Linked DNA regions of Homo sapiens: region 2 is linked to region 1. A link is an interaction called in ENCODE POLR2A ChIA-PET data of the cell type or tissue named here. Cell type or tissue: CD4-positive, alpha-beta T cell. All regions are shown on one strand. Each heading gives the region's core, and the rest is flanking DNA. Links, peaks and the distances in the headings are about the cores only. Region 1 holds the start of TUBB4A (tubulin beta 4A class IVa). Region 2 holds the start of ARHGEF18 (Rho/Rac guanine nucleotide exchange factor 18).

What was found. Peaks named below come from ENCODE experiments on the same cell type or tissue, not always from the same donor. Only the 100,000 strongest peaks of a DNase experiment are listed, where the experiment ranks them.
Region 2: POLR2A ChIA-PET joins it to region 1 with 5 read pairs; 1 of 35 experiments calls an interaction of 5 or more read pairs at or near these places.

Annotation. Positions count from the first base shown.
Region 1 is chr19:6,496,016-6,511,686 of GRCh38, forward strand. TUBB4A (tubulin beta 4A class IVa) reads right to left here and starts at 6,294. Exons shown (of 4, transcript NM_006087.4): 1 at 6,141-6,294; 2 at 5,500-5,608; 3 at 5,272-5,382; 4 at 1-206. The coding sequence starts at 6,197. RefSeq lists silencers at 5,811-5,920, 6,091-6,270, 6,281-6,550, enhancers at 8,678-8,817, 10,779-11,690 and a cis regulatory region at 8,695-9,172. In CD4-positive, alpha-beta T cell, for the core only: CTCF peaks have their summits at 6,174 and 6,400; DNase peaks (open chromatin) are centred at 5,800 and 6,216; H3K4me3 peaks cover 1,158 bases; H3K27me3 peaks cover 1,325 bases.
Region 2 is chr19:7,335,958-7,351,628 of GRCh38, forward strand. It overlaps ARHGEF18 (Rho/Rac guanine nucleotide exchange factor 18), which reads left to right and starts at 12,980. Exons shown (of 29, transcript NM_001367823.1): 1 at 12,980-13,284. RefSeq lists enhancers at 1,704-1,813, 5,215-5,324, 5,385-5,454, 8,927-8,996. In CD4-positive, alpha-beta T cell, for the core only: no CTCF peak of the experiment used is centred there; DNase peaks (open chromatin) are centred at 9,724 and 10,634; H3K4me3 peaks cover 1,884 bases; H3K27ac peaks cover 1,862 bases.

The DNA.
Region 1 (15,671 bases), core at 5,268-7,767:
GTCTGGGAACTCCTCGCGGATCTTACTGATGAGCAGCGTGCCCATTCCGGACCCCGTGCCACCCCCCAGCGAGTGGGTCAGCTGGAAGCCCTGAAGGCAGTCGCAGCTCTCGGCCTCCTTCCGGACTACGTCCAGGACAGCGTCCACCAGCTCTGCGCCCTCCGTGTAGTGCCCCTTTGCCCAGTTGTTGCCGGCTCCGGATTGGCCTAGAGAGGGAAGGGGAGGGGACACACATGCAGTTATGGGGAGCCCCAACCCTTGACTCTGTCTCTCCACCACCTGGAGGGCCTCTAGTAGTTGAATACTAGTAACTATCAAAAATAATAACAAATAGCCGGGTGCGGTGGCTCACACCTGTAATCCCAGCACTTTGGGAGGCCGAGGTGGGCGGATCACGAGGTCAGGAGATCGAGACCATCCTGGCTAACACGGTGAAACCCCGTCTCTACTAAAATTACAAAAAAAATTAGCCGGGAGTGGTGGCGGGCGCCTGTAGTCCTAGCTACTCGGGAGGCTGAGGCAGGAGAATGGCGTGAACCCAGGAGGCGGAACTTGCAGTGAGCCGACATTGTGCCACTGCACTGCAGCCTGGGCAACAGAGCGAGACTCCGTCTCAAAATAATAATAATAATAATAATAATAAATAATAACAATTATAGCCAGGTGTGCTGGTGAGCGATCGTAGTCCCTGGCTACTCGGGAGGCTGAGGCAAGAGAATTGCTTGAACCTGGGAGGAGGAGGCTGCAGGTAGCCAAGATTGAGCCACTGCATTCCAGCCTGGGTGACGGAGTGAGACTCCATCTCAAAAACACACATACACACAAAACACTCCCCCGCCCCCTGCCTAAAAAAAAACCAAGACTGGGCACAGTGGCTCATGCCTGTAATCCTAACACTTTGGGAGGCAGAGGTGGGAGGATTGCTTGAGCCCAGCAGTTCAAGACTAGCCTGGGCAACCTAGTGAGGCCATGTCTCTACAAAAAAAAAAAAAAAAAAAAAAAAAAAAAAATATATATATATATATATATATATATATATATATATATATAAATTAGCCAGTCATGGTGGTGGCACACCTGTAGTACCAGTTACTAGGGGGGCTCAGGTGGGAGATTGCTTGAGCCCAGGAGTTGGAGGCTGCAGTGAGCTATGATCACACCATTGCAGCCTGGGAGACAGAGCAAGACCCTGTCTCTAAAACAAATAAATAATAACAATAAAAAGATTAATATTTAACATCATTATTAATAATAATATCATTTTCAGGCAGGGTCTTGGTATGTTGCCCAGGCTGGAGTACAGAGGTGCAATCATGGCTCACTGCAGCCTTGACTTCCCAGGTTCAAGTGATCCTCCTGCCCCAGCCTTTTGAGTAGCTGGGACTACAGGCTTATGCTACCAGATCTGGCTAATTTTTGTATCTTTTTTTTGTAGAGGTGGGGTTTCGACATGTTGCCCAGGCTGTTCTTGAACTCCTGAGCTGGAGCAATCCACCTGCCATGGCCTCCTAAAGTGCTGGGATTACAGGCGTGAGCCACCATGCTTGGCCTGTGTTTTCTTGTTAATCATGTTTATTGTCTGCAAGCTCACTGTGGAATGCAAGCTCCCGGAGGAAAAGAATCAGTATTAGAATATTGGCCAGGCGCAGTGGCTCATGCCTGTAATCCAGCACTTAGGGAGGCCGAGGCGGGCAGATTGCGAGGTTAGGAGATCGAGACCATCCTGGCTAACACAGTGAAACCCTGTCTCTACTGAAAATACAAAAAATTAGCCGGGCGAGGTGGCGGGCGCCTGTAGTCCCAGCTACTCGGGAGGCTGAGCCTGCAGTGAGCCGAGATCGTGCCACTGCACTCCAGCCTGGGCGACAGCAAGACTCCGTCTCAAAAAAAAAAAAAAAAAAAAAGAAGAATATTGGCCAGGCGTGGTGGCTCACGCTTGTAAACCCAGCACTTTGGGAGGCCGAGGCGGGCGGATAGCGAGGTCAGGAGATCAAGACTATCCCGGCTAACACGGTGAAACCCCGTCTCTACTAAAAATAGAAAAAATTAGCTGGATGTGGTGGTGGGTGCCTGTAGTCTCAGCTACTCGGGAGGCTGAGGCAGGAGAATGGCGTGAACCCAGGAGGTGGAGCTTGCAGTGAGCCGAGATCGCGCCACTGCACTCCAGCCTGGGCGACAGAGTGAGACTTTGTCTCAAAAAAAAAAAAAATGGAATAAAAAAAAGAATATTGGCCGGTATTACTGTGAACAGCTAACGTTTTCTTTCACCCCTCATCTGTCTCCACCTTAGTTCAGCTCCAGCATCACCCTCCTGGATAAGTTCAATTCCCTCTGTCCTGGTCCCCTGGCTCCTACCCTTATCACCCAGTCTGTCCTCTCCACAGTACCCACGAGAGGACACCTGAGAGCAAGTAAGTCAGGTCCCGTCCCTCCTCTGCCTACAGCCCTCCATGGCTCCCACCTACCTTGGGGTCAAAGCCCAAATCCTCCCTGCAGGCCACAAGGCCCTGCCGGACCTGCCCCATCCCCTCCCTCACTCTGCTTCAGCCGCAGCTGTTACTCCAGCTTTCCAGGTGTGGTCCTGCCCTGGGGCCTTTGCACTAGTGGCTTGGCTGCTTAGAATGCTTTCCCCCCAGGTATTCACCTGACTTTTTCCTCACTTCCTTCAGGTCTCAGCTCAATGCCACATCCTCAGAGAAGCCACCTCTGGTCACCCCCTCCCTCCTCCTCCCGAGCCTGGTGGTTTAGACTGCAGATTCTCGGGACTGACAAGACAAACTGTGTGACCTTGGACAAGTGACTTCCCCTTTCTGATCTGTTGGAAGATTTCAAAACATAATGATGCAGTTTTGTGGCCGTGGCCCATCATAGGTCCTTGGGAAATGGCTGGGTGAAATCAAGATGAAATGAGATTGGCCAAATGGTGTGAGTGATTTCAGGAGGACCAGAGGGCTTACAGTTGGGCCAAGAGATTCTATGGCCTCTGGGTGGCCAGGGGGTGGGAGGAGCATTAAAAGTGTGGGCTCAGACCAGGCGCGGTTGCTCATGCCTGTAATCCCAGCACTTTGGGAAGCAGAGGCAGGCAGATCACCTGAGAGGTCAGGAATAGGAGACCAGCCTGGCCAACATGGCGAAACCCCGTCACTATTAAAAATACAAAAAATTAGCTAGGTGTGGTGATGCATGCCTGTAGTCCCAGCTACTCGTGAGGCAGGAGAATCGCTTGAATCTGGGAGGTGGAGGTTGCGTCACTGCACTCCAGCCTGGGCAACGGAGACTCCGTCTCAAAAAAAAAAAAAAGCGTGGACCTAGTAGTCAGACCCTCTCCTCTGGCTCCTGACAGCCCCAGTGGCTTGCAGTGTGACTTTCTGCAAGTGACCTAACGTCTCTGTGCCTCTGTTTTCTCACCTGTAAAATGGAAGTAAGAGGCGAGTTGCGGAAAAGATTCAGAGAGGCAGGACAGGTCCTGCATTTAGCACGTCTTACATGCTGGGAGTATTGGAGGCGGGTGGAGCCAGGGTGGGGACATGCAGCCAGCTGGAGCCAGGAAAGCTTTCCCGGAAGGATTGTCCCAGGGTGTGGACACCCCACTATCTTCACATATGCTGTTGCCTCCGTCTTAAACATCTTTCCTCCCTTCCATGCCCTTTGGCCAGTCCAAATCCTACTCACATTCTAGACTGCAGATAGTAATGAAAACAACGACAAATGCTTATTTACCTCTTTCTCTGTGTCAGGCATTGTTCTAAACTCTACACATATTCATGACTTTAAGCTTCACAATTTTTTTTTTTTTTTGGAGACGAAGTTTCACTCTTGTTGCCCACGCTGGGGTGCAGTGTCATGATCTTGGCTCACCACAACCTCTGCCGTTCAAGCAATTCTCTTGCCTCAGCCTCCCGAGTAGCTGGGATTACAGGCATGTGCCACCATGCCTGGCTAATTTTTTATTTTTAGTAGAGATGGGGTTTCTCCATGTTAGTCAGGCTGGTCTCAAACTCCCGACCTCAGGTGATCCACCCGCCTCGGCCTCCCAAAGTGCTGGGATTACAGGTGTGAGCCACCGTGCCCACCCTGAGCCTCACAATTCTAATAGCATTTTAGAATCCCTGTTTTATTTGATCTTTTTTAGAGATGGGGTCTCACACCATCGCTCAGGCTGGAGTGCAGTGGCACCATCATAGCTCATGGCAGCCTCAACCTCCCAGGCTCAAGTGATTCTCCTACCTTAGCCTCACGAGTAGCTGTGACTACAGGTGCACACCACCTCACTCAGCTAATTAAAATTTTTTTCTTTTTGTAGAGACAGGGTCTCACCATGGTGCCCAGGCTGGTCTCGAACTCCTGACCTCAAGCTCTCTTCCTGACTCAGCCTCCCAAAGTCCTGGGTTTATAGGCATGAACCACCATGCCCAGTGAAATCCCTGTTTTAAAGACGAGGAGGCCGGGCAAGGTGGCTCATGCTTGTAATCCAGCACTTTGGGAGCTGAGTTGGGTGGATCGTTTGAGTCCCGGAGTTTGAGACCAGCATGGGCAACATAGAGAGACCCACCTCTCTACAAAGAAAACTAAAAAATTAGCTGGGTGTGGTGGTGCATGCCTGTAGGTCCAGCTACTTGGGAGACTGAGGCAAGAGGATCACGTGTGCCCAGAGGTGGAGGTGACAGTGAGCCGTGATCATGCCACTGCACTCTAGCCTGGGTGACAGCAGGACAGACAGACCCTGTCTGAAAAAAAAAAAAAAAAGAGGATTTTTGAGGCCCAGAAAGGCTGAGGAGCCCATCCTAAGTTATCCATCTGAATCAACCCCTGGCAGAGCTTTACTTATTTATCTCCTTTGTGGCCTATCACCTTCTACCAGAATGGGAGCTGCACTGGGGCAGAGAGGGAGCTCCGGCTGTTTGATTCTTACCTGGATCTCCAGCTTCTAGAACAGGGCCTGGTATGCAGTGAGTGCTCACTGTTTGTTGAATGCATGAAGTGGCAGAATTGGGATGTGCACCCAGGCAGTCTGGTTCCGGTTCAGACCGTTGAATTAAAATGCCACCTCCTCCAGGAAGACTTCCCTGAATCCTTCTCTGTATCCGCCCTCCTCAGGGCTCTCACAGTGGCCTGAGCATCCCCTCATCACAGCCCTGGATGCAGGGCTGGTGCCTGGTGCCCTGTCCACCCCATCTCTGGTCTGTGGGCCCCGGTGGTGGCTGTTGACTCTGTGGTGTTAGCAGGAATAAGGAGGTTTTCCAGCCTCTGGCTCCCTGCTGGGGGACTCACCAAACACGAAGTTGTCCGGCCGAAAGATCTGACCGAAGGGGCCAGAACGGACAGAGTCCATGGTGCCGGGTTCCAGGTCCACCAGCACCGCTCTGGGGACATAATTTCCTCCTGCAGGGAAACAGATGGAGGGCAGTTCGATGCGTGCCAGGAACCACAGGCGCCCGGTAGCATCCTGTTCCCTCCCAGCTGCCCCTTCCCACCTGGAAGGTGCCTCCTTCGCCCTACCTGTGGCCTCGTTGTAGTACACGTTGATCCTCTCCAGTTGCAGGTCACTGTCCCCATGGTATGTGCCTGTGGGGTCGATGCCATGTTCGTCACTGATAACCTCCCAAAACTAGAGAGAGAGGTGGTCGGAAGAGTTGAGAGAGGGGAAGCCGGTGGCCAAGCCGAGGACTGCCCCCAGCCCCCAACTAGCTCCCTAGCTGCCACCTCTCCCCCAGCAAGGTGAACGGGGGACCTAGAGGCATGGTGTCGGGGCGAGGATGAGGCAGCAAGAAGGAGCGGTGGGGGCGGGGTGCAGCCGAGTCAGCACCCAGCGGGGCCGGCTGGTGCCAGCGCACCCAGGCTGCAGCCCGGGGGAGGCACCGGGGCTCTTTGTGCGTGAGGAGGGGACAGTGGCCCAGCTGTGGGCCCAGCTGTGACAGGCGGACAGAAGGCTGGCTCCCACTCTCCGCAGCCTCTTTGTTCCCAGTCTGGCCCTGCCACCCCCACCCCGCGACCCTTCCCCCAAGGCCCCTGGGGCGCGCTGGCCTCCTGGGGACCTCATTCCTTTCCAAAGACTCCCAGGTTGCGGGGTGCTCCGGGGACCGACCCCGCGGTGCTCCCCGGGGCCGCCACTGCCTCCCCGGGCCCCGTTCCCCGAGCACCTTGGCCCCGATCTGGTTGCCGCACTGGCCGGCCTGCAGGTGCACGATCTCCCGCATGGCGGTGGCGCTGAGGGTGGACGCGGCGGCGGTGGCACGAGCGCGGGGAGCTGCGGCGGCGGCGAGGGTGGAAGATGCGGCGGAGACGGCGGAGCACGGTCCCTGCGCCCCCGGGAGCCGCTATATGAGCGGGCGGGGCACGCGTCACGGCCGGTCACCCTCCCGCTCCGCCCCTTGGTCCCGCCCCGGGATGATGGAGGGGGCTGGGGTGGGGGGAGGTGGTGCAGGGACCTCCCTCCCCAGGGGGCCTCCCAGAGAAGTCCGGGACGCCACGTGCTCCGACCCCTGCCTTGGGGGTGAGGCCCCTTAGGGAGCCACCAGTGCAGTCTCCCCCGTCCCAGCCCCCAGCCAGGCTTGGCCACCCGCAGAAATTGGGCGGAGGAAGGGAGGGGAGCGCCTGGTAAACAGGCATCTGAGAAGTCCTGCCCCTCCCCCTTAGCCTCCACCCTCCCGCCCCAGGCCTTGCCTCAGTTTCTCGGTCCGCAGCCCCCCTTCTCATTCTATTTAGACCTCATTCGCCAGAATCCTTGCAGTAACCGCGAGCCCTCCCAGTGGGCTGGGGGCTCCGGAGCGGCGATCTGGTTTGCGGGTGGGGGGCGGTAGGTTCCTGGAGGGCTTGTCCTGAAGCTGCATAGTAAAACCACGATTTTCCTCCCATGATTGGGTGCAGATGCTGGTGGGCTCCCCTGGTACACCTCTACTGGGCATTGAGCTCGTCCCAGGTGGGGTCACCCCCAGCCTGGCCTAAGGAGGAGAGTGGAGGAGTAAGACAGCTGGGTTCATATTGGGAGGGGGACAGTGAGTCCCCAGGGCTGCCTCGCTTTCCCAAAATAACACCCCTCCTCTCCAGTATTGTAATTTATCTTTATCTATATCTATACCCTTTTTTTTTTTTTTTTGAGACAGAGTTTCGCTCTTGGCGCCCAGGCTGGAGTGCAATGGCCCAATCTCGGCTCACTACAACCTCAGCCTCCCAGGTCCAAGCGATTCTCCTGCCTCAGCCTCCCGAGTAGCTGGGATTACAGGCATGTGCCACCACGCCCGGCTAATTTTTTTGTATTTTTAGTAGAGACAAAGTTTCTCCATGTTGTTCAGGCTGGTCTCAGACTCCTGACCTCAGGCCATCTGCCCACCTCTGCCTCCCAAAGTGCTGGGATTACAGGCGTGAGCCAACGCGCCCGGCCTATATATATATATTTTCGGACAGGGTCTTGCTCTGTCCCTCAGGCTGTAGTGCAGTGGCATGCTCATAGCTCACTGCAGCCTCAATGTCCTGGGCTCAAGCAATCCTCTCACCTCAGCCTCCCAAGTAGCTGGGACTGCAGGTGCATGCCATCACGCCTGGCTAATTTTCAAGATTTTTTGTAGAGATGGGGTCTCGCTATGTTGTCCAGGCTGCTCTCCAACTCCTGAGCTCAAGAGATCCTCCTGCCTCAGCCTCCCAAAGTGCTGGGATTCCAGGCATGAGCCACTGCGCCCAGCTCAGTATTATAATTTATTACCCACCATCTCCCTTGCCTCTGCATTTCCTGTAGCATTAGGTGTATGACCTTGCCCTGGTGCTCCTCTCTGTGTCTGAATTTCACATTTGCAAGTTGGGGTGGTGAGGAAGGCCCACCCTCCAGGGTCTGATTATGCGATGACCCAGTTAACAAGGTGGCGATAGTCTCCCCTCCTGCAGAGTCAACAATAAATTGTATCTTTCTCGAGTCTAAGTATTATCAGAGGCTGGACTGGACTTCCTGTGCTGCCCCTCATGTGAAGGTCAAGCCTCCTGGGGCTGCTTCCTTGGACAGCCTCCAGTCCCGCCCTCCCAGGAAGTCTCCTCCTCGCCTCCCATCCTTGACTTTCCCACTCAAGGACTTTGGTGTATTGCTGGTGGGAGGTGGGGTAAGCCATCTTGGCCATGTGGTTGGGACCTCACATTTGCCATGGCCACTAATTTTTTTTTTTTTTTTTTTTTTTTGACAGAGTCTTGCTCTGTCACCCAGGCTGGAGTGCAGTGGTGCCATCTCGGCTCACTGCAACCTCTGCCTCCTGGGTTCAAGCCATTCTCCTGGCTCAGCCGCCCCAGTAGCTGAGATTACAGGTACGTACCACCATGACCAGCTAATTTTTGTATTTTTAGTAGAGACGGGCTTTCACCATGTTAGCCAGGCTGGTCTCGAACTCCTGACCTCGTGACCTGCCCACCTTGGCCTCCCAAAGTGCTGGGATTACAGGCGCGAGCCACCGCGCCCAGCAAATTCTTTTTTTTTAATTTCTTGCCCTGTCATCCAGGCTGGGGTGCAGTGGCATGGCCATGGCTCACTGCAGCCTCGAACTCCTGGGCTCAAGTGATTCTCCCACCTCAGCCTCCCGAGTAGCTGGGACTACAGGCATGCACCAATATGCCTGGGTAATTTTTGTATTTTTTTGTGGAGATGGGGGTCTTGCTATGTTGCCCAGGCTGGTCTCCAACGCCTGAGCTCAAGCAATCCTCCCACCTCAGCCTCCCAAAGTGCTGGGTTTACACATGTGAGCCATCGTGCCCTGCCCAATGACCACTAAATTTGACCAGTGGCTCTCAACAGCGTGTGTGTGAGAGTGTGTGTGTGTGTGTGTGTGTGTGTGTGTGTGTGTCGGGGGGGCGGGGGAGCGGTGATATTGCCTTCCCAGGGAACACTTGGCAATATCTGAAGACATTTTTGGTTGTCGTACCCAGATGGGGGCGGGGATGTGTGTGTGAGACTATGTGTGCACTACTGGCATCTAGTGGGTGGAGGCCAGAGATGCTGCTGAAAGCCCTTCAGTGCACAGGACGGCCCCACCCCAGAGAATGATGCAGGCCCAATGTCAACAGGGTTGAGGCTGAGAAATCCTGTGTTAATTATTTTGGGAAAAAATTTGTGTTAGCCCCTTCGCTCACACTAGATGCCAGAATAAATTCCAGAGGGGCTAGACCTTATATGGGTTTGGTGGGGCGATCCCTTAGCTTCTGTGACTTATATACTCTCTCTCCCTCAACTCAGTTAGTATGTGTGTATGTATGTTTTTATCTTTTTAGCAAGCTATTTTTTTTTTTGAGATGGAGTTTCGCTCTTCTTGCCCAGGCTGGAGTGCAGTGGTGCAATCTCTGCTCATCTCAACCTCCGCCTCTTGGGTTCAAGCGATTCTCCTGCCTCGGCCTCCCGAGTAGCTGGGATTACAGGCATGCACTGCCACGCCCGGCTAATTTTGTATTTTTAGTAGAGACAGGGTTTCTCCATGTTGGTCAGGCTGGTCTTGAACTCCCGACCTCAGGTGATTCCCCTCACCTTGGCCTCCCAAAGTGCTGAGATTACAGGCGTGAGCCACTGCACCCGGCCGCCATTTTTTTTTTTTTTTTTGAGACAGTTTCACCCTGTTGCACAGGCTGGAGTACAGTGGTGTGATCATATCTCACTGCAGCCTTGACCTCCCAGGCTCTGGTGATCCTCCCACGTCAGCCTCCTGAGTAGCTGGGACTACAGGTGGGCACCACCAGGCCTGGCTAATTTTTGCATTTTTTGTAGAGACAGGGTCTCGCTATGTTGCCCAGGCTGGTCTCAAACTCCTGGGCTCAAGTGGTCCTCCTTCCTGTCAGGCCTCTGAGCCCAAGCTAAGCCATTGTAACCCCTATGACCTGCTCGTATACATCCAGATGGCCTGAAGCAACTGAAGATCCACAAAAAAAGTGAAAATAGCCTTAACTGATGACATTCCACCATTGTGATTTGTTGCGGCCCCACCCTAACTGATCAATGTACTTTGTAATCTCCCCCACCCTTAAGAAGGTTCTTTGTAATTCTCCCCACTCTCAAGAATGTACTTTGTGAGATCCACCCCTGCCCCCAACACATTGCTCCTAACTCCACCGCCTCTCCCAAAACCTATAAGAACCAATGATAATCCCACCACCCTTTGCTGACTCCTTTTTCCCACTCAGCCCGCCTGCACCCAGGTGAAATAAACAGCCTTGTTGCTCACACAAAGCCTGTTTGGTGGCCTCTTCACACGGACACGTGAGACACTGCCTTGGCCTTCCAAGGTGCTGGGATTATAGGTGTGAGCCACTGCGCCTGGCCAGCAAATGATTTTTTATTTACTCGCATAGTATAGCTCCAATAGGAAAGTAATTTGGCTTAGCACTCTTTACAGCTCCAGCACAATCTTGAAGGCATCCTAAGGTTTCTCTGACCCACACCTAACAGTGGCTTTAAAAAACGGCCGGCCGCGGTGGCTCACGCCTGTAATCCCAGCACTTTGGGAGGCCGAGTTGGGCAGATCACGAGGTCAGGAGATCGAGACCATCCTGGCTAACACGGTGAAACCCCATCTCTACTAAAAATACAAAAAAAAAAAAATTAGCTGGGTGTGGTGGTGGGCGCCTGTAGTCCCAGCTACTCAGGAGGCTGAGGCAGGAGAATGGCGTGAACCCAGGAGGCGGAGCTTGCAGTGAGCCGAGATTGCGCCACTGCACTCCAGCCTGGGCGACAGAGTGAGACACCATCTCAAAAAAAAAAAAAAAACAAAAACCCTCCAAAACCCCTCCCCACCTATACTTCTTTTTTTTTTGGAGACGGAGTTTTGCTCTTGTCGTCCAGGCTGGAGTGCAGTGGCACGATCTCAACTCACTGCAACCTCTAACTCCGGGGTTCAAGTGATTCTCCTGCCTCAGCCTCCTGAGTAGCTGAGATTACAGGTGTGCACCACCACCCTCAGCAAATTTTTGTATTATTGGTAGGGACAGGGTTTCACCATGTTGGCCAGGCTGATCGCAAGCTCCTGACCTCAGGTGATCCACTCGCCTCGGCCTCCCAAAGTGTTGGGATTACAGGCGTGAGCCACCACGCCTGGCCCCTATGCTTCTTTTTTCTTTTTTATTTTTTTGAGACGGAGTTTCGCTCTTGTTGCCCAGGCTGGAGTGTAATGGTGCGATCTCCGGCTCACCGCAACCTCTGCCTCCCAGGTTCAAGGGATTCTCTTGCCTCAGCCTCCTGAGTAGCTGGGATTACAGGCATGTGCCAACACACCTGGCTAATTTTGTATTTTTAGTAGAGACGGGGTTTCTCCATGTTGGTCAGGGTGGTCTCGAACTCCCAACCTCAGGTGATCCACTAGCCTCAGCCTCCCAGAGTGCTGGGATTTCAGGCGTGAGCCACCGCACCCGGCCGCGGCCCCTGTGCTTCTTATCTTGCTCACGAATATCTGAAAGTTTGAAGATTCTTCCAGCTTTAAAAGCAGTTATGTGGGCTGGGCGTGGTGGCTCATGCCTGTAATCCCAGCACTTTGGGAGGTTGAGGCAGGTAGATCACTGAAGACCAGGTGTTTAAGGCTGCCCTGGCCAACATGGCGAAACCCCTGTCTTTACTAAAAATACAAAAAGTAGCTGGGCATGATGGTGCGCACACTTGCAGTCCCAGCTACTCAGGAGGCTGAGGCATGAGAATCACTTGAACCCAGAAGGCAGAGGTTACAGTGAGCTGAGATTGTACCACTGCACTCCAGCCTGGGTGACAGAGAGACCCTCTCTCCAAAAAGAAAAAAAAAAATTGATCTCTCTTTCTGAGGTCCATAAAACCAGGAAAAGGCCTGCCTCCTTGTTGGTGTGATCTGCCTGTCATCTGGGGCTGGGGCAACGTTTCCACCCTCTCTGTGAGCCTCGAGAAATTGTTGACATACACCCCAGCTCCTCATCCTCCCCGAGGGGACAGAGAGGGCCCACTCTGCCTATTATTAATAATAATAGTGCTGTGTAGACCAGATCTATGGCCAGATCTTGTTTTCAAGTGCTTGCTGTGTCAGCTTGTGTGTGTGTGTGTGTGTATATATATGTGTGTGTGTATATATATATGTGTGTATATATATATGTGTGTGTATATATATATAATTATTTTTTTAGGTGGAGTCTCACTCTGTCTCCCAGGCTGCAGTGCAGTGGCCCTATCTCAGCTTATTGCAACCTCCACCTTGGCCTCCCAGTGCTGGGATTACAGGCATGAGCCACTGCACCTGGCCTTGTTTATATTTTACTTATTTATTTACTTTTTGAGACAGAGTCTCACTGTGTCACCCAGGCTGGAGTGCAGTGGCCTGATCTCGGCTCATCACAACCTCCACCTCCCGGGTTCAAGTGGTTCTCCTGCCTCAGCCTCCTGAGTAGCTGGAACTACAGGCGCCCACCACCACGCCCGGCTAATTTTTGTATTCTTAGTAGAGATGGGGCTTCGCCATGTTGGCCAGGCTGGTCTGCCAATGTGCTGGGATTACAAGCGTGAGCCATGGCACCTGGCCAGCTTGTTTATATTTTTAGCTGATGAAACCACAACCTAGGAGGTAGTTGCTGTTCTATGCCTATTCTACAGATGAGAAAATGGAGGCCTAAGGAAGTTGAGTATCTCACCTGACTGTCCCATACTGTTGAGGCTGGGAATAGAGTCAAAAGAGCCCCGCATTCCAGGTCCAAAGACCCTGCTCTTTATCGCTACAGGATGTTGGAGTTACTTTGTTATTTGACTTTTTTTGTTTTGTTTTTTGTTTTGAGGCAGAGTCTTGCTCTGTCACCCAGGCTGGAGTGCAGTGGCATGATCTTGGCTCACTACAACCTCTGCCTCTGGGTTCAAGTGATTCTCCTGCCTCAGCCTCCTGAGTACCTGGGATTACAGATGCACACTACCACACCCGGCTCATTTTTGTACTTTTAGTAGAGACGGGGTTTCACCATGTTGGCCATCACACCAGGCTAGTCTCAAACTCCTCACCTCAGGTGATCTGCCCACCTTGGCCTCCCAAATTACTGGGATTACAGACGTGAGCCACCATGCCCATCCAGTTATTTGATCTTAAAAAAAAAAAAGAGGCGGGGTACAGTGGCTCATGCCTGTAATCCAAGCACTTCGGGAGGCCAAGGTACGTGGATTGCTTGAGCCCAGGAGTTTGAGACCAGCCTGCCCAACATGGTGAAACCCCGTCTGTACTGAAAATACAAGAATTAGCCGGGCATGATGGCAGGTGCCTGTAATCCTAGCTACTAGGGAGGCTGAGGCAGGAGAATTGCTTTAACCCGTGAGGCGGAGGTTGCAGTGAGCTGAGATTGCGCCACTGCACTCCAGTCTGGGTGTCAGAGCGAGACTCTGTGTCAAAAGAAAAAAAAAACAAAAAAACCCAAAAGGCTGGCAATCCAGTGAGTTGTCTTTCAGGAGGAAAATGTTGCTGGTGTTGAGGCAGCCGTGTGACTGTCACGTGCTCCGTGGCCTGGGCCTCTCCGTGTCATGTGTCTGCCCACCACGGTGCCCGGTGTTCCCGGCTGGCTCTGATGTGTGCTGTCAGCTTCCAGCATCGGAATGTATGCTGTCTTTGTGTACTTGGCCTGTGGGTCACTGGCCCTTTTCCCAAGGTCCTTGCCACCCCTTCTCCCCGGCCCCTCCTTCCACCTCCCCACCCAGACGGTAGAGTCTGATTTCCTTTTCCTCTGCCAGGGTGGAGCCCAGCCCTGGGCATTGACACAGCCAGCATGGGCCCTCTCCAGCTAGAGGCAGCGGGAGACAGAGGGTTGGAACGGTTACTGTTCTGAGACAGGGATGCTGAATGAGTCTTAAGAGAAGCCCTCCCAACTCCAGGGACACACACAAGCTCTGTGGAAGCCGTGCCTGGCACTGTTGGGACCAATTATGGGGTGGGGGGTGCTGGAAGGGGTGGGGAGGGGGACAATGGAGCATTCTCTGGCCTTGCTGGGCCTACTGCCACCAGATACCCCATGCAGTACATCCCGAAGAAGGCATGTTCAGAATAGAAGGATTTCCTAGTGGCTCACACGGGTAATCACTTTAAGAGGCCAAGCAGGGAAGATCGCTTGAGGCCAGGAGTTCAAGACCAGCCTGGGCAACAAAGTGAGACTCTGTCCCTAATTTAAAATAATTAAGTAAATAAACTAGAAGGATTTCCTGAGCCAGGTGTGTTGGCTTATGTCTGTAATCCCAGCACTTTGGGAGACTGAGGCAGGAGGATCACTTGAGGCCAGGAATTCAAGACCAGCCTGGGCAACAAAGCCAGATACCATCTCTATTAAAACAAACAAACAAACAAACAACAACAACAAAAAAAAAACCATAAAAAAATAGGGCCAGGTGCCGTGGCTCACACCTGTAATCCCAGCACTTTGGGAGGGCGAAGTGGGCGGATCACCTGAGGTCAGGAGTTCGAGACCAGCTTGGCCAACACAGTGAAACCCCGTCTCTACTAAAAATGCAAAAAATTAGCTGGGCATGGTGGCAGGCACCTGTAGTCCCAGGTACTTGGGAGGCTGAGGCTTGAGAATCACTTGGACCTGGGCAGGGGAAGTTGTAGTGAGCCAAGATTGCACCACTGCACTCCAGCTTGGGAGACAGAGCAAGACTCCATCTCAAAAGAAAAAGAAAAAGAAAAGAAATAATAATAGAAGGATTTCCTGGGAGATGGGGAGGGAGGAGTGTTGACATCAGCTAGGGCTGGGGCTGGAATGGGGAGGGGACACTTTCTGAACTCCTCTTCCCTACCCACCCCATTGCCTAGCAGTGAGGACCTCGTCTGGGCACCCGGTGCAGGTGTAGCTGGTGTGCAGTTGCTCTCACAGTTTAAGGAGGCCGGATGTGGCAGGCACATGGTCAGAAAGTGGGGCTGCAGGCTATCCATGGTCATCTTGGAGATTCTGGTCAGGGAGGAGCTGACCATGTCACCAGAGATGAAGGTGCCCCGCTGCTCGTAAACCATGACCCTGTAGATTTTACCGTTGAAGGCCAGCAAGCTCGGCTGCAGGTTCTGATTGTGAAAGAAAAATCAATCTTGGGGCTCCTAAATCACTAAACTAAAGGAAAAAGTCAAGCTGGCAACTGCTTAGGGCAAACCTGCCTCCCATTCTATTCAAAGTCACCCCTCTGGCCAGGCAGCGTGGTGGCTCATGCCTATAATCCCAGCACTTTGGGAGGCTGAGGCTGGTGGTTAGCCGGGCCTGGTGGTGCATGCCTGTAATCTCAGCTACTTGGGAGGCTGAGGCAGGAGAATCACTTGAACCCGGGTGGTGGAGGTTGCAGTGAGCCAAGATCATGCCATTACACTCCAGCCTGGGTGACAAGAGGGAAAGTCCCTCTCAAAAAACAAAAAACAAGGGCCGGGCGCGGTGGCTCATGCCTATAATCCTAGCACTTTGGGAGGCCGAGGTGGGCGGATCATGAGGTCAGGAGATTGAGATCATCTTGGCCAACATGGTGAAACCCCGTCTCTACTAAAAATACAAAAAAATTAGCCAGGCGTGGTGGCAGGCGCCTGTAGTCCCAGCTACTTGGGAGGCTGAGGCAAGAGAATGGCGTGAACCCAGAAGGCGGAGCTTGCAGTGAGCAGAGATCACGCCACTGCACTCCAGCCTGGGCTACAGAGTAAGACTCCGTCTCAAAAAAAAAAAAAAAAACCCCACAAAAAACAAAAAACAACAAGAACAAA
Region 2 (15,671 bases), core at 8,421-10,920, 840 kb after region 1:
TGAGACTAGCCTGGCCAACATGGTGAAACCCTGTTTCTACTAAAAAAAAAAAAAAAAAAAAAAAAAAAAAATTAGCCGGGCACAGTGGTGCAAGCCTACAGTCCTAGCTACCCAGGAGTTTGAGGCGGGAGAATCACTTGAACCCTGGAGGCGGAGGTGGCCGTGAGCTGAGATGGTGCCACTGCGCTCCAGCCTGGGTGACAGAGTGAGACGCTGTCTCAAAAATAAACGTATAAATAAAATAAAGACGACTCAGAAAACAAAATGGGGGAGGTATGGAGGGGAGCAGAGAGATAGAGAGAGGTGAAGTCCCTTGAGGGAGTACTGTTTGAGCAGACTAAAGGATAAAGAGCCAGATGTGCCTCCAGGGTGACATCCACACACCTGTCCAGATGACAAACACAGGTTCTCAGCCCCCACCGTCCACCTAGGATTCCTGAGCCCTCTCCTGCTGACACCTGGCAGGGTGCTGAGCCCATGAGCTCATGGGAAGAGAGGAGCCCATAGCCATGACCCCTTGCCCACCCGCTGGACACCCTGCCCTTCCTCTGGGGTTCCCAGATGCCCTGGCACAGTGCTACCTGGAGGAAAAGGAAGAGCGTCAGCCGGGGGCAGCCTCTGCCTTGCGGGCCAGCTGCTGGGATGGGAGACCTCCTTCCCAGCCCTCCCCCTTCCAGGGCAACCAGAGGAGCAGCTGGAAAGTTCCAGGCTCAGGAAATGCAAATAGATGAATGGAGGGAAGTGGACAGGGACACTACACCCATAGACTTGAGGCTGTCAGTCAAAAGTGCTGACCCTGGAGCCTGTCCCAGACCCTGTCCGCTGGGGAGTCAGGCTGAGAGCTGGGTGGCATTCTCGCTCCCCATCCACCCATATCTACACAAAGTCCAGCTCATTTTGCCTCTCGAATTCCCCCCCGAGTCACCCACTTTTCTCCCTCCTATGGCTGGGCCACTGTCCTGTCTTCCTGAATGACAGCATTGCCACCTTGCCAGCTTCCAGGATTATACCCTCTAACCATTCCTTCCATGCCCAGTTAAAGGGAGCTTTCTGAAACAAAGAGCAGACTTTGCCTCCCCTCCGCATAAAACTTCCCATGTCTCCCCATTGCCTTAGGGATAAAAGCTAAAGCTATGCCATTGGACCCAGACACAATGGCCTCTGTCTCTAGCTTCCCCCATTATAGCCACTTTCCCCTTTGGTTCTCCTTGCTGTGGATGAGTGCAATCACCTGTGGCCCTGTGCTTGTCCCAGGTCCTTCACATCCTTCAGGTATGTGCTGGGCACTGCTTCCTGAGGAAGCCTCCCTGGACTTCCAAGTCTGGGGCTCAGGGGCTGCTCACCTGGGCTCCAACTATCACACCTGCCATATTGCTTTGTGCTTACTGAATAATGCAGTGTGGGAAGGGAACTGCTGTGGCATGGCCCTGTGTGCCCTGATGAGTCTTCTGCAGGTGCAAGTGGTGAGCAGAGGTTGTCCACTGCACCATCTGTGTGAGTTCAGGTCACTGGCAGAGACAGGCAGGGTTAGCAATACGGGTGCCCGGCCCCTCGGCCAACGTGCCTAACACAGGTTCCCAGAGGCTGTGTCTCTCAACATGCCGTTAACAAAGCAGATGTTCTAAGGGGTTCTGCATGCTGCAGCCTCTGGGGGACAGTGTGTCACAGAGCCTTGCCTCACTGAGCCTCAGCTTCCTCATCTACAGAACGGGGCCAATAAAGCCAACAGGGCCTTCCTCCTTGGATGGTTGTGAAGATTGCATGAGATTAAATAAACTACATAGAAAGTGCTCAGAGAGGGGTGACCCCTCTTTTATGATTCATAACCAGTGCCAGAAGCCACGCCAGGACACATCTTGCCATTGGAAGTATGTAAAGTAATGGCACTGTGCTTCTGTGGACATCTCATTACGAGAATGTTCAGTTCTTGGGTTATATTAAGATGCGGTTTTCCTGTTGAAGCCTCTAAAGTCCCTTGTGGTTTCTCTGGGGTCCAACAGCCTGGATGCGAAAAAGAAAGAGCCCAGCCTGCTGCCCCACCCCGTGTTACTATGAGAATTGGGGAACCAGCCCCTGGGGACACAGATGCTATCACAAAGAGTCCCTGAATTGGCTTGCCACATTTAACGGATAAATATATAAGATACTCAGGTTCCTATATTTGATCTGGCAACCCTATTTCCAGAAGTGTGCTAGGTACTCTCACTTGTCTGAATAAGTAACATCTACTGCATATATATAGATCTATTTTTCTTTTTCTTTTCTTTTCTTTTTTTGAGACAGGATCTCACTCTATTGTCCAGGCTGGAGTGCAGTGGGGCAATCATAGCTCACTGCAGTGTCCACCTCCCAGGCTTAAAGGATCCTCCCATCTCAGTCTCCTGAGTAGCTAGGTCAACAGGTGGGCACCACCATGCCTGGCTAATTTCTAAATTTTTTGTAGAGACAGGATCTTGCTATGCTGCCCAGGCTGATCTTGAACTCCCGGGCTGAATTGATTCTCCTGCCTCAGCCTCCCAAAGTGCTGGGATTACAAGCATGAGCCACTGTGCCCAGCCTAATTATCTAATCTAAGCTTTTTGCCTACACACACACACACACACACACACACACACACACACACACACACGGAGAGAGAGAGACAGAGACAGAGAGGGAGAGAACTGAAAGAGGACCAAAAGAAGAATAAAGAAGAACAGTCCAGCTGGGTGCAGTGGCTCATGCCTGTAATCCCAGCACTTTGAGAGGCCGAGGCTGGAGGATCACTTGAGGTCAGGAGTTTGAGACCAGCCTGGCCAACACGGCGAAACCCCGTCTCTACTAAAAACACAAAAATTAGCTGGGCATGGTGGCATGCGCCTGTAATTCCAGCTACTCAGGAAGCTGAGGCAGGAGAATCACTTGAACCAGGGAGGCAGAGGTTGCAGTGAGCCGAGATCGTGCTATTGCACTTCAGCCTGGGTGACAGACGAAGACTCTATCACAAAAAAAGAAAAGACAAAAGAAACAGTTAAAATGTTTCTTACAACGCTAAATATACATTTGTCATAGCACCCAGAAATTCTATTCCTATGTATTTTACCAAGATAAATGAAAGCATATTCACATTGAAGTCTTGACATAAATGTTTGTAGTGATATTATTCATAATTGCCAAGAAAATATACAATTTGGCCGGGTGCAGTGGCTCACGCCTGTAATCCCAGCACTTTGGGAGGCCAAGGTGGGAGGACCACGAGGTCAAGAGATTGAGACCATCCTGGCCAACATGGTGAAAACCTGTCTTTAAAAATACAAAAATTAACTGGGCGTGGTGGCACGCACTTGTAGTCCCAGCTACTCGGGAGGCTGAGGCAGGAGAATCGCTTGAATCTGGGAGGCAGAGGTTGCAGTGAGCCGAGATTGTGCCACTGCTGGGAGACAGAGACTCCCTCTCAAAGAAAAATAAAAAAGAAAGAAAGAAAAAGAAATGCCACTTGAGGTGGCCACCTGTTGTCCAGCTACTCAGGAGGCTAAGGTGGGAAGATCGCTTAAGCCCCTGAGAGGTTGAGGTTACCGTGGGCTGAAATTGTGCCATTGCACTCCAGCCTGGGTGACAGAGGGAGACCCTGTCCCCCGACCCCCCCAAAAAAAAGAAGAAAGAAAAGAAAAGAAAAAAGAAAATATTAGAAATCATGTAGACAAATTAAGACTGTAGAATTTCATAAATACATGTTCTAATTTCCAATATAATTTCAACTACAGTAAGATGATAATCAGATACATTCCTTTTGGTGGTTGCTATTGCCGCACTCTTAGATATGAAGTGAACAGCTCCCTGAAATTCGCACTCTCTGGGCTTCTGGGAACTATATTTTCATCATTCTTTGGCTCCCGTCTGTGCTTTTCTGAGACATGCCTGTTCACACCCTTTCTTTCTCTTTTTTTCTTTTCTTGCTTTTTCTTCTTCTTTTTTTTTTTTTGAGACAGAGTCTCCCTCTGTTGCCCAGGCTGGAGTGCAATGGCGCGATCTCAGCTCACTGACGCAACCTCTGCCTCCCAGGTTCAAGCGATTCTCCTGCCTCAGCCTCCCAAGTAGCTGGGTCTGTAGGTGCCCACCACCTGCCCAGCTAATTTTCACCATGTTGGCCAGTCTGGTCTCGAACTCCTGACCTCAACTGATCCACCTGCCTCAGCCTCCCAAAGTGCTGGGATTACAGGCATGAGCCACCAAGCCCGGCCCCAAATTCTTAATTTTCTATTTCTGTTGTGTTTTTTTCTTATCAATGTGTGAAATCTCTTTGCATATAAAGGTACCAACCCTTCTCAGGCAACCAATTCATCTTTCTTTATTGCTTTTGTATATACTTCCCTGATAATTTATAAAATTATTCTGTTAGTTATATTTATTTTTATTATAAGATTTTTAACAGATGTTTATATAGTTTTTTGTTTGTTTCGTTTTGTTTTGTTCTGTTTTGTTTTTGAGACAGGGTCTTGTTCTGTCACCCAGGCTGGAGTGTGGTGGTGAGATCTCAGCTCACTGAAACCTCTGCCACCAGGGTTCAAGTGATTCTCCTGCCTCAGCCTTCCGAGTAGCTGCAATTATAGGTGCCCACCACCACACCCAGTTAATTTTTGTATTTTTAGTAGAGACAAGGTTTCTGCATGTTGGCCAGGCTGGTCTCTAACTCCTGGCCTCAAGTGATCCACCTGCCTCAGCCTCCCCAAGTGCTGGGATTACAGGCATCAGCCACTGCACCCGGCCACGTTTATATAGATTTTTATGTATTAAGTATTTCTGTGGTTTCATTCATAGCTTCTGGGTTTTCTGTCTTAGTTAAAACACACACACAACAATTTCAAAAAAAGCATGTTTTCAACCCTCAATTGTAAAAATAGCCTTGTAAATTCCTTCTATGATCTGTATTGGTTTATTGTTCACATTTCATCTTTAACCCAACTGAAATTATGTTGTTTTCTGCAGCACAGGAATATTTCACTCTGCCACGTCTCTGTCAAAAGTGGGAGAAAAGGCCAGGTGTGGTGACTCACATTTGTAATCCCGGCACTTTGGGAGGCCGAGGAGGAAGGATCACTTGAGGCCAGGAGTTTGAGACCAGCCTGGCCAACACAGTGAGACTACTCCAAGAAAAAAATAAGCGTGGTAGAAGGAAGGGCAAACCCGTGTCTCACACCCCATGGCCCTCACTAACTCAGGCTGCTGCCTGGCCCCTGTAAGCCTTCCGGCTTTCCACAAGGGTCGGTTTTTTTTCCTGTTTTGCTTTCTGTGGTCTTTCTGGCCAGAGGAGAAGCCATGGGGAAGTGCTGCCCCCACGTGGCCATCTCCATGATAGCAGCTAAGGCTGGAAGAAAAAGGCTTTTTGTTGTTGTTGTTTGAGATGGAGTCACTAGGCTGGATTGCAGTGGTACGATCTTGGCTCACTGCTATCTCTGGCTCCCAGGTTCAAGCGATTCTCCTGCCTCAGTCTCCCGAGTAGCTGAGACTACAGGCGTGTGCTACCATGCCCGGCTAATTTTTGGATTTTTAATAGAGACGGGGTTTCACCATATTGGCCAGGCTGGCCTTGAACTCCTGACCTCACGATCCGCCTGCCTCGGCCTCCCAGAGTGCTAGGATTACAGGCATGAGCCACCGCACCTGGCCAAGGCATCTTTTAAAGCTGAAAGCAAAATAGGTTCACAGGCCCCTGCTTAAAACCCTCCAGGGGCGGCTGATGCCTGTAATTCCAGCATTTTGGGAGGCCGAGGTGGGAGGATCACTTGAGCCCAGGAGTTTGAGATCAGCCTGAGCAATATAGCGAGACCCTGTCTCTACAAAAAATAAAATAAGGCCGGGCAGGGTGACTCATGCCTGTAATCCCAGCACTTTGGGAAGCCGAGGTGGGTGGATCACCTGAGGTCAAGAGTTCAAAACCAGCCTGACCAACATGGTGAAACCCCATCTCCACTAAAAATACAAAAAAAAAAAAAAATTAGCCACGTATTGTGGTACATGCCTGTAATCCCAGCTACTTGGGAGGCTGAGGCAGGAGAATCTCTTGAACCCAGGAGCCGGAGGTTGCAATGAGCCAAGACTGCGCCATTGCACTCCAGACTGGGCAATAGGGTAAGACTCTGTCTCAAAAGGACAAAAATAAAATAAAATAGCAAGGCGCGGTGTTGTATGCCTGTGGTCGCAGCTACTCCAGAGGATGAGGAGGGAGGCTGGCTTGAGCTTGGGAAGTCGAGGCTGCAGTGAGCTATGATCACACCACTGTACTCCAGCCTGGGTGACAGAATGAGACCCTGTCTCTCAGAAAACAAGAATAAAAACTTTATTTACAAAAGTAAGCATTGGGTTAAACTTGGCCTAAAGGTTATACTTTGCTGACCTGTGTTCTATTGCATATATTCTGCTGGACGTGATGGCTCACATCTGCAATCTCAGCACTTTGGGAGGCCGAGGCAGGTGGATCACTTGAGGCCAGGAGTTTGAGGTCAGTCTGGCCAACATGGTGAAACTCTGTTTCTACTAAATATACAAAAATTATCCAGGTGTGGTGGCACATGCCTATAATCCCCAGCTATTCGGGCGGCTGAGGCAGGAGAATCGCTTGAACCCGGGATGCGGAGGTTGCAGTGCAGTGAGCCGAGATCACGCCACTGCACTCCAGCCTGGGAAACACAGTGAGACTCTGTCTCAGAAACAAACAAACAACACCACAAAAGAAGAAGGAAGGAAGGAAGGAAGGAAGGAAGGAAGGAAAAAAAATCTCTCCAGCGGTACATACCCAAATGTTGAAAGCAGGGACTCAAAACAAATGTTTATACACCCATGTTCTTTTTTTTTTTTTTTTGAGATGGAGTCTCGCTCTGTCGCCCAGGCTGGAGTGCAGTGGCGCGATCTCGGCTCACTGCAACCTCCGCCTCCCGGGTTCAAGCAATTCTCCTGCCTTAGCCTCCCAAGTAGCTGGGACTACAGGCGAGCGCCACCACGCCCAGCTAATTTTTGTACTTTTAGTAGAGACGGGGTTTCACCATGTTGGCCAGAATGGTCTCGATCTCTTGACCTCGTGATCCACCCGCCTTGGCCTCCCAAAGTGCTGGGATTACAGGCGTGAGCCACCACGCCCAGCCTATACACCCATGTTCTTAGCAGCATGATTCACAATTACCAAAAGATAGAAATAACCCAATTATCCACCAATGGAATATGATTCAGATGCAAAAAGAAGGAAATTCTGACACCTGCTGACATGGATGGACCTTAAAGACATTACGCTGGGTGAAAGAAACCAGGCACAGTAGGACAAATCCTGTGTGATTCCACTTATAGGAGGTCCCTACCGTCACTAGATTGACAGAGACAGAAAGCAGAATGGTGGGTGCCAGGGGCTGGGGAGGGAGATGGGGAGCGAGGGTTTCATGGGGACAGAGTTTCAGTTTGGAGATGAGAAAGTGCTGGAGATGATTGCACAACAATGCGAATGCATTTAATGCCACTGAACTGTGCACTTAGAAATGGTTAACAAGGGCCAGGGGCGGTGGCTCACGCCCGTAATCCCAGCACTTTGGGAGGCCGAGGTGGGTGGATCACCTGACATCAGAAGTTTGAGACCAGCCTGGCCAACATGGTGAAACCCTGTCTCTACTGAAAATACAAAATTAGCTGGGCATGGTGGCAGGTGCCTGTAATCCTAGCTACTTGGGAGGCTGAGGCAGGGGAATCGCGTGAACCCAGGAGGTGGAGGTTGCAGTGAGCAGAGATTGCGCCATTGCATCCCAGCCTGAGCAACAAGAGAGAAACTCTGTCTCAAAAAAAAAAAAAAAAAAAAAAAAAAGGTTAAAATGGGCTGGGGGCAGTGGCTAATGCCTGTAATCCCAACACTTTGGGAGGCTGAGATGGGAGGATTGCTTGAGTCTAGGAGTTTAAGACCAGCCTGGGCAACATAATGAGACCCCTTCTGTACAAAAAATAATTAAAAATTACCCGCTCATGGTGGCACGCACCTGTAGTCCCAGCTACTCGGGAGGCTGAGGCAGGAGGATTGTTTGAGCCTGGGACATTGAGGCTGCAGTGAGTTGTGATCCCACCACTGCACTCCAGTCCAGGTGACAAAGACCCTGTCTCAAAAACAAACAAACAAACAAACAAAAACAAAGGGTTAAAATATAGAATTAATCATGTCTTTTGCAGCAATATGAATGGAACTGTAGGCTGTTATCATCTTAAGTAAAACAGTTCAGAAATAGAAAGTCAAATACCGCATGTTCTCACTTATAAGCGGGAATTAAATCATGTGTATACGTGGTCATAGTGCGGAATTTTAGACAGTGGAGACCCGGAAGGGGTAAAGGAGGAAGGGCGGGAGGGGTAAGGGATGAGAAATGACTTAATGGCTACAATGTACATTACTTGGGCGATGGTTACACTAAAGCCCAGGCTTCCTGCTGCGCAATCTATCCATGTAACAAAGTTGCCTTTATACTCCTTAAATGTATACACATTTTAAAAATCATTTTTTAAATTTAAAAAAATGGTTAAGGCCAGGCACGGTGGCTCACGCCTGTAATCCCAGTACTTTGAGAGGCCGAGGTGGGCAGATCTCTTGAGGTCAGGAGTTCGAGACCAGCCTGGCCAACAGGATGAAACCCCATCTCTACTAAAACTACAAAACATTAGCCAGGTGTCGTGGCAGGTGCCTGTAATCCCAGCTACTCAGGAGGCTGAGGCAGGAGAATTGCTTGAACCTGGGAGGCGGGGGTTGCGGTGAGCCGAGATCGTGCCACTGCACTCCAGCCTGGGCAGCAGAGCGAGACTCCGTCTCAAAAACAAACAAACAAAAAAGGTAAAAGGGTAAATGTTATGTTATGTGTCTTTTCCCACCAACGCAAGCAGTAAAGGGTAGAGCAGGTGGTGGCCCTCCCTGCGGGCTGGACGGGGTGGTGGAGGGGAAGGAAGGGAGCCAGGTGTGCACAGCCGAGGGGTGGCCTCTGCATTCGGCCTTAAGGCCAATATCAGGTGTCCGGGGCGCAGTGGGGACAGAGGCCAGGGTTCAGAGAGTGGGGAAGCGTGGACAGGAAGTGTGGACGGTACTCCCAAACAGCACAGAGTATTTCTACAGCACAGAAATATTTCACTCTGCTATGTCTCTATCAAAAGTGGGAGAAAAGGGCAGGTGCGGTGTGTCGTATTTGTAATCCCAGCACTTTGGGTCCTGTGACAGTCCTCCTCCGCCTGGCTCCAGCCACACCTGCTTCCTTCTGTTCCTCAAACACCCCAAGCTCAGTCTTGCCTCCAAGCCTTTGCCCTGGCAGTTTTTACCACCCAGAATAACTTTCCCCTAGATTTTTTTTTTCTCACTCTATCACCCAGGTGGGAGTAGGGTGGCACAATCTCGGCTCACTGCAGCCTCTGCCTCCCAGATTCAAGTAATTCTCCTGCCTCTGTGTCCCGAGTAGCTGGGATTACAGACAGACGCCACCACACCCGGCTAATTTTTGTATTTTTAGAAGAGATGGGGTTTCCCCATGTTGGCCAGGCTGGTCTTGAACTACTGACCTCACGTGATCCACCCGCCTCGGCCTCCCAAAGTGCTGGGATTACAGGCGTGAGCCCCCACGCCCAGCTAGACATTGATTTATATGCCTGACTTCTTCTGAGCTTACAGATCTCAGCTCAAATGGCCTTCCCTGACCTTCCCAGCTAAAGCATCAACCTCCCCCACCCACTCTATCGCATCACTCTGTTTACTTCCTGTTGCGGCAATTCACAGCACCTGAATTTATCTCCTAGGTGTGTTTCCTGATTCACTGTTTGCCTCCCCCAGCTGGAGCTCCTGCAGGGCGGGGGTTTGTGTCTGTCTTGTTCACCGTGATCCCACACCTGCCACAGTGCCTGGCATACAGTAGGTGCTCGATAAATGCATGTTGCCTGAAAGAAATAATCAACTGGTTACAGAATGGGTGTGTGCAAATCTGTGTATATCTGTGTCTCCTTGTGTTCTGTGTGTGTCTCGTTGGTGTGATTCTGGGGATGGCCCCACCTGTGTCCCCAGGGACAAGCGCGGCGCTATGGGCCAGTGAGTGTTTGTGGTGAGGGCTTTCCGGGTCTGTGTGTTAGTGATTTTGAGTGGTCCCGTGGCAACCGGTGTGCAAGTCAGTGTCTCCAGAGGTGTTCTCAGAGGTGGCCAGCATCTGCTCTTTTTTGTTGTTGTTGTTTTGTTTTTGTTTGTTGTTTAAGATGGAATCTCACTCTGTTGCCCAGGCTGGAGTGCAGTGGCATGATCTTGGCTCACGGCAACCTCCGCCTCCCGGGTTCAAGCCATTCTCCTGCCTCAGCCTCCCGAGTAGCTGGGATTACAGGCACATGCCACCACACCCGGCTAATGTTTATATTTTTAGTAGAAATGGGTTTTCACCACGTTGGCCAGGCTGGACTCAAACTCCCGACCTCAGGTGATCCACCTGCCTCGGCCTCCCAAAGTGCTGAGATTATAGGCATGAGCCACCGCGCCTGGCCAGCAGCATCTGCTCGTGTGTGTGTGTGTGTGTGTGTGTGTGTGTGAGTGTTCTGTGTGACTGTGGCTGTGAGTCCACATGTGTGTCGGGGTGTTTGTTGTGTATGTGTGTCTGCATGCCCATTCTGCATGTCCACATGACACTGCATGCTCCTGTGTGAAGTTGTGCCCATGAGCACACGTGTCTGTGTTTGCGTATCCTTGTGTGTCCTCTGGGTGTGTCCTTGAGCTTTGTGTTCCAGGAGCCTGCAGCCCTGTTGTGCAGCGCTGTTGTGCTCTGTTGTGCACGTGCATGTGTCTCGTGTCCTCTGTGTGTGGGGTGGCTCCTACATGTAGTTGTGCACACTTGTATCTGCCTCTGTGAGTCCCTGTGCCTATGTGTGACCATGTGTGAAGTGTGATTGTGCAGTATCCCAAAACCATCTGTGTGCACCGCTGTGCAGTAGTGTGCTGGTAAATGTTGAACCTCTCCAGTGGAGAGCACTGATTTATAGCATTGCCAGTCCTCATGGTGTAAATACTCTCGCCACAGCCAATTTCAAGTGATGCCACCGAACAGTGAGTCAGAAAGATATGGACAGCAGCAAACCATTATACAGTATTTCTACCAAACAGGTTCCATACACAAAAGCAACATCAAAAGCATAGATTATGAGGCCAGGTGTGGTGGCTCACACCTGTAACCCCAGCACTTCCGGAGGCTGAGGTGGGCGAATCCTCTGAGGTCCGGAGTTCGAGACCAGCCTGGCCAACATAGTGAAATCCCGTCTCTACTAAAAATACAAAAATTAGCCTGGTGTGGTGGGGGTCACCTATAATCCCAGCTACCTGGGAGGCTGAGGCAGGAGAATCACTTGAACCCAGGAGGCAGAGGTTGCAGTGAGCTGAGATTGCACCACTGCACTCCAGCCCGGGCAACAGAGCAAGACTCCATCTCAAAAAAAAAAAAAAAAAAAAAAAAAAAAAAAAAAGGAAAAGGAAAAAAAGCATAGATTATGGAAAATGCAGCAAAAATAATGTTAAAGTGATTAATTTAAATGTGGTAAAATAGGCATAACGTAAAATTTACCATTTTAACTTTCTTTAAAAAAAATGGGATTTCACTCTGTCACCCAGGCTGGAGTACGGTGGCACAATTATAGGTCACTGCAGCTTTGAACACCTGGGCTCAAGTGAGCCTCCCCGCCTCAGCCTCCGGAGCGGCTGGGACTGCAGGCAGGCACCACCAAATGTGGCGAAGTTTTAAATTTTTTGTAGAGTACTCACTCCAGTGACAGGCTGAAGCCAGCCCAAGAGCCAAGTTTAGTGGAGCATCATGGCTCATGCCTGTAATCCCAGCACTTTGGGAGGCCAAGGCGGGTGGACTGCTTGAGCCCAGGAGTTTGAGACCAGCCTGGGAAACATAATAAAATCCCTGTCTCTACAAAAAAAAAAAATTAACTTAGGCTGGGCGCCATGTCTCGTGCCTCTAATCCCAGCACTTTGGGAGGCCAAGGTGGGAGGATTGCTTGAGCCCAGGAGTTCGAGACCAGCCTGGGCAATATGGTGAGACCCTGTCTGTACTAAAAATACAAACCAAAAAAAAATAGCCAGGCGTGGTGATGTGTGCCTGTGGTCCCAGCTACTCAGGAGGCGGAGGTGGGAGGATCACTTGAGCCCAGGGGATGGAGGTTGCAATGAACCAAAATCACCCCCACTGCACTCCAGCCTGGATGACAGAGTGAGAGCCTGTCTCAAAAGAAAAATTATATATAAAAAATTATATATAAATTATATATAAGTCTATATATAATCCATATATAATTATATATAAAGTATATATAAATTATACATAAATTATCTGTAAACAAAAAACTTAGCCAGGCATGGTGGCATGTGCCTGTAATCCCAACTACTCAGGAGGCTGAAGCAGAAGGATCACTTGAGCCCAAGAGATTGAGGCTGCAGTGAGCTATGATTTTTCCACTGCACTCCAGACTGGATGACAGAATGAGACCCTATCTCTAAAAATAAAATAAACAGTTTTTTGTTGTTGTTGTTGTTGTTTTCTAAAAAAAGCCAAATCTGAGCATTTCCTATCAACTCCACACTCGGTGACATCACACTGGTAGGTGAAATCGGCCATGCTGGGGGTATTTACACCAGGAGAATTGGCAATGGCTACAAATCGGAGAGGTGGTTGTTAAACGTTACCAGCACACCATGTTGTTCCGCCAGCTTCCAGGTACCCATGTAACAATGTAGCCACGTGTGTTTCTGTCTCTCTGTGTGTACCCACCATGCTGGTGTGTGTCTGGGTGCCTGAGTCTCTACGGATACACATGACCTGCACGTCCCTATATGTTGCTGTCTATACACCCATGTGCCTGGGTGAGGCCCCCACACCCTGTTCCTCTTCAGCAGTTGGTTCCACAGGAAGCTGCTGGGGTGGGGGTTGAGGACGCTGGGCCTCCCTCCAGCTCCCCACCCCTCCTCCTCAAGACACCTGCATGCGCAGGGCTGAGGGGTGGGAGCAGGGCTCTCTGCCTCCAGAACCCCCATCCTCTGGGCTCTTTTTAGGCCCCTAGATTGGCCTGCAGCTGGGAGCAGAGTGGCAAGCATGCAGGCAGGCAGTTGAGAAAGAGGAAGTCGAGGTGCTATTGGGTCATTCTGTGGTTATCCCAGGCTCTACCCAGCCAGCGGTTCCCTTGGGCCAGCTCGAAACGCTGGCCGTAGGTCATGGGAGCTGCAGGAGCTGTTAGCCAGGCTAGGTGCCTGCAGGTTGAAGAACTGAGCTCTATCTGGTAAGTACTTATCCTGGGAAGTGGAGAGAGATGGACCCATCGGGACAGAGTGGCAGTGGGGTCTGGGAAGTCTAGGGGGACAGCGAGCAGACATACATCACTGTTTCTCTCCCCCTTGCAGTCAACTTGCTTCCTGAGTGGGTGGGGGAAGCTGTTTGACCCTTGCGTTCATTGTGCAGAGATCTGTGGTCATAAGAGGTCACCCCAGGGGACGGGGATCCTTGAGGGGCTGCTAGGTAAGAAAGGAGGGTGGAGGCCGGGCGCGGTGGCTCACACCTGTAATCCTAGCACTTTGGGAGGCTGAGGAGGGCGGATCACTTGAGGTCAAGAGTTGGAGACCAGCCCGGCCAACATGGTGAAACCCCGTCTCTACTAAAAATACAAAAATTAGCCAGGCGTGGTGGCGGGCAGCTGTAATCTCAGCTACTCGGGAGGCTGAGGCAGGAGAATGGCTTGAACCCGGGAGGTAGAGGTTGAAGTGAGCCTCTCAGTCTCAAAACAAAGAAAAGAAAAAGAAAAGCAAAGAAAGGACGATAGAGCTCCTTGTAGCCAAGGCCCTCCTGCGTGGAGACAGGAGACAGAGAATGAATGGGGGAGCTGGGGCAAAGGCTCAGGTGCCCTTTGCATCTTAAACTGCAGATTCCGGGCCCCCCAAGAACCTCCCTGTTGCAGATTCTGAATCCACTGTCAAAACAAACTCACACTTAAGGCTGATGGCTGACAACCAGCCCTGAGAAGGGTCTTGTCCTGATCTGAAATCATCCAGAGAGCACATCCCTCCACCCAGGCAGCCTTCCTCCAGGTGAGGGTTCTCCCCCTTGGGAGACATCCCCTGTCTCCTCTCGTGGCCCCTTCTTAGGGGGACCTCCTGCACCACCGCCTGCCTGGGACTGGGAGGGGTGGGGGAGGAAGGCTGCGGTTTCTGCTGGGCACACCCAGTCTGTTGTTTCCTGCCAGCCCCCAATGCTGCAGGGCAGGCTTCAGGCACCCTGAGGTCTAGGAAGGTGGCCCCAGAACCAGGAGGGAGTGAATTGAGCTAGAGTGGACAGCTGGGGCCAGAGAGGATGGAGCTAGGAAGTGACGCTGGGGGCTGATGCTCCAAGGCCAGGTCACCTGCAGTTCTGAGAAAAGAACATGACAACCAAAGGAGGTCAGGAAAGGGTTGCCCTCATAATCAGCCACATTTCAACTCCCTTGCTGTGACTGGGAGTCACTCTGGGAGGGCTGCTTGGTAGAGGCAGCCTTTTCATTATGCCTTGAAGAACCAGTAGATGGCAACTGCAAACACGTCGGTGCTTCTGGTCTGGGCTGTCTCCCATGCCTCCCTGGGCATCCCCTAGCCCATGACAAAGGGATGGGCATATGTTGATGCTCGATACTGTTGTAGATGACATGGTGACTGTGTTGGACAGCTGGGCGTTCAAATCCCAGTTCCCTGGCCTCTATGTGGCCTTGGGCAAATGACTTAACTGCTCTGAGCTTTCGTTTGCTCATCTGTTAAAAGGCTGTTGAGTTTTTTGGGGTGGGTGTGTGTGTGTGTGTGTGTGTGTGTGTGTGTGTGTGTGTGTGTGTGTGTGTTGGAGATAGAATCTTGCTCTATCGCCCAGGCTGGAGTACATTGGTGCAATCTCAGCTCACTGCAACCTCCGCCTCTCGGGTTTAAGCAATTCTCCTGCCTCAGCCTCCCAAGTAGCTGGGATTACAGGCACACGCCTCCATGCCCAGCTAATTTTTGTATTTTTAGTAGAGACAGGGTTTCACCATATTGGTTAGGCTGGTCTTGAACTCCTGACCTCAGGTGATCTGCCTGCCTTGGCCTCCCAAAGTGCTGGGATTACAGGCATGAACCACCTCGCTCAGCCTTTATGAAGTTTGGTCTGTGAGATCTTAGTGCAGTGTCTGGCACGTAATAGATCAGAAAACATTGTCAGCCTCACCTATGCCTTCATACTGACCTTGTCCCCAGGCCTTCCTTCCTGAGCAGTCCCACCATCTTCTGAAATGTTCTGGGTCATACCCATGGTGGATCTCAATCTGTAAGCAAGTCTGCTAGAGTGGACTTCTTTTGTTTGTTTGTTTGTTTGTTTGTTTGTTTGTTTTGAGATGGAGTCTTGTTCTATTGCCCAGGCTGGAGTGCAGTGGCACGATCTCGGCTCACTGCAAGCTCCACCTCCCGGGTTCACGCCATTCTCCTGCCTCAGCCTCCCAAGTAGCTGGGACTACAGGCGCCCGCCACCATGCCCGGCTAATTTTATGTATTTTTAATAGAGACGGGGTTTCACCGTGTTAGCCAGGATGGTCTTGATCTCCTGACCTTGTGATCCCCCCACCTCAGCCTCCCAAAGTGCTGGGATTACAGGCATGACCCACTGTGCCCAGCTAGAGTG